Linked DNA regions of Homo sapiens: region 2 is linked to region 1. Evidence: chromatin loops called from intact Hi-C (ENCODE). Cell type or tissue: PC-3. All regions are shown on one strand. Links, peaks and the distances in the headings refer to the core of each region. The heading gives the core; the rest is flanking DNA. Region 1 overlaps KLHL13 (kelch like family member 13). Region 2 has its middle 92 kb from the start of KLHL13.

The links. Hi-C counts contacts between places; a loop is a spot of excess contacts. Peaks named below come from ENCODE experiments on the same cell type or tissue, not always from the same donor. Only the 100,000 strongest peaks of a DNase experiment are listed, where the experiment ranks them.
Region 2: a loop joins it to region 1, with 4 times the contacts of the local background. A loop is called at or near these places in 1 of 110 quality-filtered maps.

The regions. Positions count from the first base shown.
Region 1 is chrX:118,064,622-118,070,016 of GRCh38, reverse strand. All of the region lies in intron 1 of KLHL13 (kelch like family member 13), which reads left to right. Among named protein-coding and RNA genes, the nearest start is that of KLHL13, 49 kb to the left of the region's middle. In PC-3, for the core only: no CTCF peak of the experiment used is centred there; a DNase peak (open chromatin) is centred at 2,886; H3K4me3 peaks cover 302 bases; H3K27ac peaks cover 2,856 bases.
Region 2 is chrX:118,205,690-118,211,084 of GRCh38, reverse strand. No RefSeq gene overlaps it. Among named protein-coding and RNA genes, the nearest start is that of KLHL13, 92 kb to the right of the region's middle. In PC-3, for the core only: no CTCF peak of the experiment used is centred there; a DNase peak (open chromatin) is centred at 3,044; H3K4me3 peaks cover 349 bases; H3K27ac peaks cover 1,521 bases.

The DNA of each region.
Region 1 (5,395 bases), core at 91-5,090:
GTATTTGTGTATCTAAATATATCTAAGCATATAAAAGGTATGGTAAAATATGGTATAAAAGATAAAAAATGGTACACCTGCATAGGGCATTTATCATGAATGGAGCTTGCAGGACTGAAAGTTGTTATGGGTGTCAGTCAGTGAGAAGAGAATGTGAATGCCTAGGATATTATTGTACACTACTATAGACTTTATAAACACTATACATTTAGGCTTTACTAAATTTATAAAAAATATTTTTTCTTTGGTAATAAATTAGCCTTAACTTACTGTAACTTTTTACTTTGTACACTTTTTAATTTTTTAAAACTTTTTGCCTCTTTTGTAATAACACTTAGCTTGAAACAAAAACATATTGCACAGCTATACAAAAATTCTTTTTTTATATCCGTACATATATACATATAATTTCTTTATATAAGCATTTTTCTTTTTTCATGAACTGGAAGAATTAATATTGTTTTTTATTTGTATAAATGTAAGGGGTACAAGTTCAATTTTGGTACATGGGTATATTGTATAATGGTGAAGTCTTGGCTTTTACCATATATATGCCTTTTTCTATTTTTAAAATTGTTTTTTTTTTTTTTTTTTTTACATTTTAAACTTTTTTTTGTTAAAAACGAAGACACAAGCATATACATCAGCCTGGGCCTACACAGGGTTAGGATAATCAATTTCACTGCCTTCCACTTACACATCTTATCTCACTGGAAGGTCTTCAGGGCAATAACGTGCATGGAGCTGTCATTTCCTATGGTAACAATGCTTTTTTTCTGGAATACCTCCTGAAGGGATGTGCAGCTGCTCAGCTCAGCAAAGGCACCAACTCCCAAGGGGGCAATTTTCAGTTTCAGTTCAGGTGAGGGTGTGTGTGTGTGTGTGTGTGTGTGTGTGTGTGTGTGTGACTCTTCTGGATGGCCCTGTTTTCACCAGGATGCAGGGCTCCACCAAAGCGCTGTTTGCTCAGCAGCAGAGTGCAGATTCAGCTCAGGTCCCTAGGGGCAGGGTGCAGGCATGGCTGGGAGAAGATGGAGCTGTTCTGCCAAAGTATGGGTTCCCCAGGAGGGACTGCGCAGCCTCAACTCTGCCTGAGGGGATGGGGGAAGGAGTGGGTGGAGCAGTTCCACCATTTCTTGGCCCCACAGGGAAGGGACAGTTGTTCACAGCTGGACTTGAGGATATAGGGCCACTAAGCAGGGGTGGTTTGAGGGCAGTTTAGTCTCAGGGAAGAAGATGTGCTGTGACTACTCGTACTCATCCTGGGGCAAGACATACTCTAGCATTAGCTCTCAGTGCAGTAGCCCTGTGGGCCACTTGGGGTGGGGCACAGTGTTGGCTTCTTATCTGTGGGGGGAGCACAGCTTTGTGGTCTCTAGGCAGCTCCCTCAGCTGAGCTTAATGCTAGTGAGGACTGCAGGGGACCCCAGTAGTGAGGATTGTAGGTATCCAAAGGGTTGATGGGGGCTGCTGGGATCCTCTTGCCTACCTTTGCACCATAGAGAGAAGTTCCTTCTGGTTCCCAGGTTATCTCACATGGGGGATGGGGTGATGGAGTCCTAGTATTTCCTTCCGTTCTTTATGTGACTCTCCTGAGTTTCTGTGCTCACCAAGGTTTGTGTTACTCCTTTGACGCACCCTGGTGTTCTCCATTAGTTATTTTCATTAAAATATAGCTGTTTATTTGTTGTTTTGCTTGTCTTTATGGAAGGGAGGAGGGCTAGGGGCTTCTAGTCGGCCATCTTCCTCTCTACCCATTGTGCTTTTCTAGTGATACTGTTCTGAAGGCTGGATCCAACAGAAATTGTGTGTGTGCAGAGATGTGTAAATAAGAATGCGATATTATAGTCATGTGTCACATAACCTTTCGGCCAGTGATTAACTGCCTACGAAATTGTGGTCCCATATGATTATAACGGAGCTGAAAAATTCCTATTGCCTAGTGAAGTCAGATCCCTCCTAATGTTGTAGTGCAAAGCATTCTTCACGTGTTTGTGGTGATGCTGGTGTAAACGACCCCACTGTGCTGCTTCTAGTGGTATAAAGGTATAGCAATACTGTTATATATATAGTACATAATACTTGATAATAAATGACTGTGTTACTGGTTTATATATTTACTATACTTTCTATTGTTATTTTAGAGTATATTCCTTCTATGTATACAAAAACCTAACTGTAAACAGCTTCAGGCAGGTCCTTCGGAAGGTATTCCAGAAGAAGGCATTATCATCATAGGAGATGACAGCTCCATGCACGTTATTGCCCCTGAAGACCTTCCAGTGGGATGCGATGTGGAGGTGGAAGACAGTGGTATTTATGATCCTGACCCTGTGTAGGCCTATGTGCTTGTGTCTTAGTTAAAAAAAAGTTTAAAAAGTAAAATAAAAGTAAAAATTGAATAAGGATTATAGAATAAGGATATAAAGAAATACAATATTTTTTACAGCTGTATAATGTGTTTTAAGCTAAGTTATTACAAAAGAGGCAAAAAGTTAAAAAAAATTTAAAAGCATATAAAAAAAGTTACAGTAAGCTAAGGTTATTATTGAAGAAAGAGAAATTTTTTTATAAATTTAGTTTACCTAAGTGTACAGTGTTGATAAAGTCTACAACAGTATACAGTAATGTCCTAGGCCTTCACATTCACTTACCACTCACTTACTGACTCACTCAGAGCAACCAACTTCCAGTCCTGCAGGTTCCATTCATGCTAAGTGCCCTATACAGGTGTACCATTTTTTATCTTTTATACTGTATTTTTACTGCACCTTTTCTAAGTTTAGATATGCTTAGATACACAAATACTGACTATTATGTTACAGTTGCCTACAGTATTCAGTACAGTCACATGCATTAGAGGTTTGTAGCCTGTGAACAATAGGCTATACCGTATAACCTGGGTATATAATAGGCTATATCATCTAGGTTTGTGTAAGTGTATTCTATGATGTTTGCATAATGATGAAATCACCTAATGACACATTTCTGAGTACCTATCCCCATTGTTAAGTGATGCATGACTGTACTTACAATGAGAAACTATTGGAAACTCTCTATGTATATACCAATGGGAAGAATAAAGAATTGTCTCATTGTGTTCATGGGCACGTACCTTAATGACTAATGATTTTGAGCATCTTTCCATATATTTATTTGTTATTCCATATATCTTTGAGTATGTGTTCAGATTTTTGCCCATTAAGGAAAAAAACTAGATTTTCTTTCATTGTAGAGTTGTAATTTTTTTATTGATTCTGGATGTAAATCTTTCATCAGATGTGTGGGTTGCAATTTTTCTTCCTGGTTTGTGGTTTGTCCTTTCATTTTCTTGGTAGTCTTTCTCAGAACAAAATATTGTAATTTGATAAAGATCATTTTGTCAGGTTTCTCTTTCGTAGATCATGTTTTTCATAGCTACAAGATCTTTGCCTAACCTAAAATCCTGAAGATTTTCTTCTATCTTTTCTTCCAGAAGTTGTATATTTTTGGGTTTTATATTTAGATCTGTGATCCACTTTGAGTTAACTTAAAGCAAATAAGATTTATTTGCTAGGAATACTTTTATTTGTTTAACTCATAAAATAAATATGTTATGAAAATGTGTTACTAGGAGTTATTGCCTCCAGTTGGTATTTTGGAAGCATGGGATTGTTAGTGACATTTAAGCTCTTTTGACCCTGGCCAGAAGTTAGAACTATAGTTGATTTCATAATTTAGTGACTTAAAAGTGTGTAGTATCTGGAGCAAATCGTTTCATGAAAGAATACTTACCAATATTTATTTTTACTATTTTACCCCTGTAGTTCTGTTTCATTAAAAATAAACACTTGTCCTGACCCACTAAACAGATTTCATGTCTCATGACTGGTTCCAGATAATTTAAAAAGCATACTGGCTTAACTATCTTCCTGAATTGGAACTCACAATCTTCACCACCTCCACTACTAAATAAATATTACCTGTCATTACCCTTTTCTGTCTGCTTTGTAACAATTCTACTTGGTTTTTCTCTAAGCACAGTTTAATTTTTGTTATGACTTTACAAATTTTTAGATAATATACTATCAGCTATGTTGTCAGAAAAAAAACAGTAAATGGAGTAATAGAAGGAACTTATTGTGATACTGTAGAATTTTAGTATCTATTAAAATAGCGATGTCCAGCCCTGGAGGAGCTATAACTCTTCCGTATTTGTGTTTCATTACCTATTCCTGTCTTAGTTGAGTTTCTTTTACTTCTATGTAGCAGAAACACACTGGAGCTTGCTCTAGCCTAATGGAGCCTAGGGAGGCCAAGGGCAGGAAGCTAGAAGGGCTCAGTAACTTTGGAAGCTATTCTTGCTTCTTGTATCATTTGTGTTCCAGGCTACGTTGGCTCTGTTTCTTTTTATGTGAGTCCTTTACACCTCTGTCTTTCTGAAGACTGGCTTTCTCTGATTTCTCTGTGCATATGACTGCCCTGAGACCCTGGGATTACTTCTGGCCAGACTAGAATTGCTCTGCTCCAATTCCCAGGAGAGATAGTATATATAATTAGTTTAGGACAAGTTCCACTTCTGGTCTAATCAGCATGGCCCAAAGGTAGTTAGATTGGAAAGAACAACCCATGTTTGCCTTGTGGGTAGATGGTATGCAGTTCTCAGAGACTGAGAAGGGTGCTGGGTCTACTGCAAGTTCACAAAATGCTGGTTGGTATACATTTACCTTTTAAAATGAATTTTAATTAATTTGGTTTTCAGAATGTAGAAGTTTATAAAAAGTTCATTGTATATTAAAAAAGACTGAGTTAAGGATTACAAAACTAGAAAAGTCACACTGACATCAAAGGATGACTATTCTTTTATTACTTTCATGTTAAAAATAATTAAGCTTATATAACAAATTTAGTCAAATATATTGACCACAGAGTACTCTTTATTTTCAAAGGTGGTAGTCATCCACATAGTGAACGTCTTGTCGATCCAGCAGTTGAAGGTGTTATAGGCTAAAGAAAATTAATATTTAAAATATTAGACATGCATTACAAATTTACCTCTGAAGAGTTTTCATTTAGATATATTAAAATTCCAAGTTGTAGGGAAGGGAAGATATGAGACCCAACATTTATTGTGTTTCTGCCTAGTCAGTCAGTTAACATATTTTATTTCATTCAGACCTTATAGCCACCCTTTGAGAAGTAGGCGTTGTTATCCTAGAAGCAGTGAAGAAATTAAAACACACAGAAAACAGCTAGCAAATATGTAGTGAGGCTAGCATTTAAGCTCAAGTCTGTGTGACTCTACAGTTTCTTCTCTCTTCACTCTACTGTTTGGGGGTATGAAAGTATATTTATTAAACTTTTCTAAAAGAGGCTATAAGTAGGACTATACAGAAGCTATTCAGTTCATTTTCTT
Region 2 (5,395 bases), core at 236-5,235, 140 kb before region 1:
TAGTTTAGCAGAAGAGCCAAACAATTATAGTAGTGAGATAAGTGCTCTGATCATTTCATAGAGGGCCATAGGAGAGTACAACATAGTTGGGTATATTGATGGGGCTGGTCCCAGGGAAGCTGAATCTGAGTTGAGGTCAAAGGAGTAGTTGGAGTTTCCCTGGAGAAGGGGGCTAGGAGAAAGATTTTCTAGGCAAAGGCAGCATTATTTGCCAAGGTATTGGGGCACTGAAGGGCGTAGCATTTACAGGGAGCTTTAATAGCTTGGCTAAGTCAAAAGTAGGGATTAAGGAAGGTGTGGAGTGATGGGAGATGAGACTGAAGGAACAAGAAGGGGCTGGGGCATGAAGAGCCTTGGACATCCTGCTGGAAGAGAGTGGGAAACTAGTGGAGAGTTTTAAATAGGGAATCAACATGATCAGGTTTGTGTTTTTGAGAATAAGGTATTAAAAGAGGACTCAAGATGCTCAAGCACAATGCATCGAACACAGTCAGGAAATGTGACAGAAACCCACAGTTTCTATCCAGGAGATGGCAAGATGATTGGCTATAAGGCAGTAGCAGTGGGGATGGAGATCCAAACTTGTTCCTGTTGTCTTGGTCCAAGTAGTAACTGGGGTCTTACAGCAATATTGGCTAAGTGCTGCAGTGGTCGGGGCTTATAAGAATGGAGAAAAGGCCCTGGATTTGTCTTAAAGGAAGTCACTGGTTCCAGGGTGAAGGATGTGGATAGCAGGGAGTGATGATGGCAGTGCTTTCATATGCAGAGTCCAGGAGAGATTCAGCAAGGTACAGTATGTTGAGGTCAAGTCCATGATAGTTAATTTTTTGTGTTGTTTTTATTGTATCAAAGAGCACAAAATGGTGTTTGTGTTTTATTTGGCCTATACAACATTCCAAACATTTTGAGTCAACAATGAAAAACCAGGAGATTTTACAATTTACAAACTCACATTTCTGGTTTCTCTTGAAAAATCCAGACGCTCTGGCAACACTAGGCCTGCATTAGTTCATGTGGGTCAGCTGGAGCGGAGTAGCTACTGCACCCTTTAGATGGACTGTTTGCTCTCTAATCAACCACACACCCACCCCTCACACCGTGTATGCAGATGCACTCACACTCTGCCTGCTTAGCCAGGGTGGGCTTTGAGTTTGTAATCCCCAGGTTATCTCAGGCCTAGCTATTTTTTTTTTTTTGAGACGGAGTCTCGCTCTGTTGCCCAGGCTGGAGTGCAGTGGCGCGATCTCAGCTCACTGCAAGCTCCGCCTCCCGGGTTCATGCCATTCTCCTGCCTCAGCCTCCCGAGTAGCTGGGACTACAGGTGCCCGCCACCACACCTGGCTAATTTTTTTGTGTTTTTAGTAGAGACAGAGTTTCACCGTGTTAGCCAGGATGGTCTCCATCTCCTGACCTCGTGATCCACCCGTCTCGGCCTCCCAAAGTGCTGGGATTACAGGCCTGAGCCACCGCCCCCGGCCTCTCAGGCCTAACTTTAAAGGTGACTTGCAGCAGCCAGATTGCTCATACAGGATGGTCTTTATCATTCCAGTGAGCAGATTAAGCCATCAGCTGAGAATAAAGGACATGGAGAACAGATTGGATTACAGAAGTCATGACTGCACTTGTAAGTGTTGTCTTGATAACAAACATAGTAGGCTTAAAAAATCTTTAAGTATGAAACTTTCTCAAAGTTCTTTTACAAAATATTTCTTATTGTTCTGTATTGTGATTTCTTATTGTTCTGTATAGTCTGTTTACATGAATGTCTTTCTCACTCATCTGGTGAACCTCTTATGATCAGGAACTGTACCTTTTCCTTGGCTGTGGGTCTGATATAATATAAAGATATACATACATATATACATGTTGATATATGTGTATATATGTTGATATATATATATGTTGAAATATACATCTATATAATCAGACCCTTGAAAGGGGTTGATATCATAGAAGGATACACACACACATATATATATACACACTCACATATATATGTTGATATCTATCTATATATGTTGATATTGTATATATCTATTATATCAGACCCTTTCGACACACACTCACACACACACATATATATGTGTGTTGTGTGTGTATGTGTGTGTATATATATATACACACACACATATATATATATATATATATATATATACACACACACACACATGCACACATATATATATATGGAAAGGATAAAAGTGATGAAGGGGAGAATAAGACTGTCCCTTAGGGTTCTTGTCAGGAGACCAGATGAGACAATGTATGACCAAATGCTTAACACAGAGCCTAGCACGTAATAGACACCCAAATCGATTTTTCTTCCTGCATATGAAAGAGCTTAAAGAGCACATACTCAATAAAAGCTGGTTGCCTTTGTTTCCTCTTCCCCTTCTCTGATGTCAACATTCCTGGGAGATTCACCTTTGACCATTCTAGCAGGGCTTTTACATGCAGTGTCTCTCACTCAGCGGGCACTCGTTTATATATTCAATCCATTGATTACAATGGTAGATTACATACCTACTATGTATACAGTCTCATACTAGATGCTGCAGGGATGCTAGAGGTAAGACCCACTTCTTCTCTCTTGTTCTTTGCCTGGTAGGGGGATTAGACACATATTCAAGGAACTCTATATATGAAAAACAAACTATTCGATGTGCCACAAAAGAGGACAGGCAAAATGCACCTGCCATCCAGAGCAGCGTGGAACCCCATGAGGTAGGGGGAATCAGGAAAGGCTTCCTGCGGGAAGTGATACCAAAGACAGCATGGGAAAGGGTAGGATTTCAGCATGAGGAGGTGGAGTGGCTGTGGAGGCAGTTTTCTGCCTACATGCAAAGTTTTCCTTGGAATTATGCCTAGTTGTCAAAGGTCTTTTAAAAATCTAAATAAAGTAGACACATTGTTTCTTCTCTTGCCAACAGGTCTCTTTACCCTCTTAGACAACTCTATAGATGAATGATGCAAAAGCAAACCAAAACCTCAAAGTGAGACACTTAACTAGGTCATACCACCAGACTTACTTGAAATATCAAACTGGTATTATTTCTTTGCTTATACCTGAACACTCATTGGCAAATATTTACTGAGTATCTATTATATGTGAGCACTGGCACAGTTACAAGATACTGTGGCATATAAAAATGAATACAATATAGGCCATGGCCTCAAAGAGCCTTGACTCTATTGAGACAGATATGAAAATCATGTAATGTGGTAAGTAGTCTAGTGGTAAGTAAGTAGTCTAGTAGTATGGATCTGATCCAAGTGCTATGAATGTGCAGAGGAAGGCACAATTAACTATATCTGTAGAGAGGTTGAAGGAAGGTGTCACAAAGGAGGTGACATTTTTAGTGGGCCTAGAAGAATAAGTTGAATTTATCAAGGCAGAGAAGGGGGTAAGAGAATGAATTAATATTAATCAGAGCCAGGAACTTCAGGCTTAACCCTCAGTGAAACCTTGTGATCTAGCTATGATTATTTCCATTTTGCAGATGGGGAAATTGAGGCTCAGAGAGACCAAATGAATCATCTAAAGTCACATAGCTAGTCAATGTCAGAGTTAGGCTTTGAACTCAGGCTTCCCTGTCTCCACTATATCAAGCTGCCTTCATGGGGAAGAAGCAGGGGGCAGTAAGGATATGGAAAGACATTCTAGGCAAAAGCAAACTTTGCTGGAGATGAACAGGGTTTGTGTCAGCAGGGTCTCACTTTAGCTATGACCATAACTGCCTGACTTTGGAGCGCTTTACAGATGATTATCTCCTTTTTTGGACCTGCTTTTGAAGTTAGAGTTGTTCAATGCCTGCTTATATTGACTATAACATGCAGTTCAGCAAGCATTTATTGACTGAATTGGCTGCAACAAATGGGATTTAGACTGTTTGACCATCTTCCAAATCATTTGTACAGTGATAGATTGGAACAATTCTCAGAAAGTTTACTTTAGCATTTCAGTTAGCCAAAGTCACCAGATTGATAATGCTCTTTCCTGGACCTTACAGACAGAGACACACGGCCTGAAAGTAAAGGCTGAAGGAACTTATTTTTCAAGAGGTAGCTCTCTTCAAAGTACAAAATGTTATGTATTTAGGAACCACTTTAAATCCTTTCCTGAACAAAAGAAAGTTTAAATACACAGATAGATAGGCATATAGGTAGATAAAGTGGTAGAAAAACATATATAGTCATGCATTGCTTAATGGTGGGGCTATATTCTGAGAAATGCGTCATCAGATGATTCCTCTGTTGTACAAACCTCACAGAGTGTCCTTACACAAGCCTAGATGGAATAGCCTACTACACACCTCGGCCATATGTATAGCCTATTATTCCTAGGCTACAAACCTGTACAGCAAATTGCCGTACTGAATATTTTTAGCAAATATAACACAATGCTAAATACTCAAAACATATGTAAACATAAAAAAGGTAATGTGTGACCCTATGACGTTAGGATGGCTGTGATATCACTAGACAACAGGAATTTTTCAGTAATTTCCCATTATTATGAGACCTTCGTCATATATGTAATCTGTCCTTGACTGAAATGTCCTTATGTGGGACACGACTGTGTTTATGTCTATAAACCCATGTACATTTATATATGCATACATGAGTATTTCACTTATAAGAATTTGTACAGTGGCTTAACTGATAAAAATGATCCCACAGCAAAGTCTACTATAGTCGCTCCCTATCCCTCTTAAAAAACAAAAACTTCTCCCCGTTCACCTTTGAGCAAAGGAAATATGCCTGGCTAAGGACTGATGAGGTTCTTAGTGAAAATAAAAATGCTGTAACCCTGCCTGTTTTGCTTATGGGAATACCAACTATTAGGAGTCACAAACCTCAGTACCACAGTGCCATTGACCCATGCAACTGAAGAACTGTCCTGCATGCTCTGGTTTAATGCTTTGGAGTGGTGTGCGTGGACGTGTGGGTGCCCCCAAATTGCCAAGCCTTCTTGGTCCCTTTTCCAAAGCAATTTTTAACTATATTCCTTTCTTTCTGTTTGATTAGCCGTCACCCTAGGATAGATCATTATCACGGCACACCTACACTATTGTGATAGCTTCCAAATCATTTTCTCTGTTTCTAGCTGTGTTCAATTCCATCCATGCACAGCCGTTTGAAACTAAACACTATTTTGGCAAGTGACACTGGCACACACACAAAAAACTAAACTAAATACTGCTTTCTTCTTCCTGTCTTTTATTCCATAAAAACAGACATTCTTTTTTTTCTGATTAGATAACTAACATGTTTGCAGTTAAAAATACAAAAATAAAATAGGGAAAAATGTAAGGAATAAAGTGAAAAATCACCCGCAATTTCATCACCCTGAAATAACTACCATTAATATGTTGGTTGCTCTCCTCTCATTCAC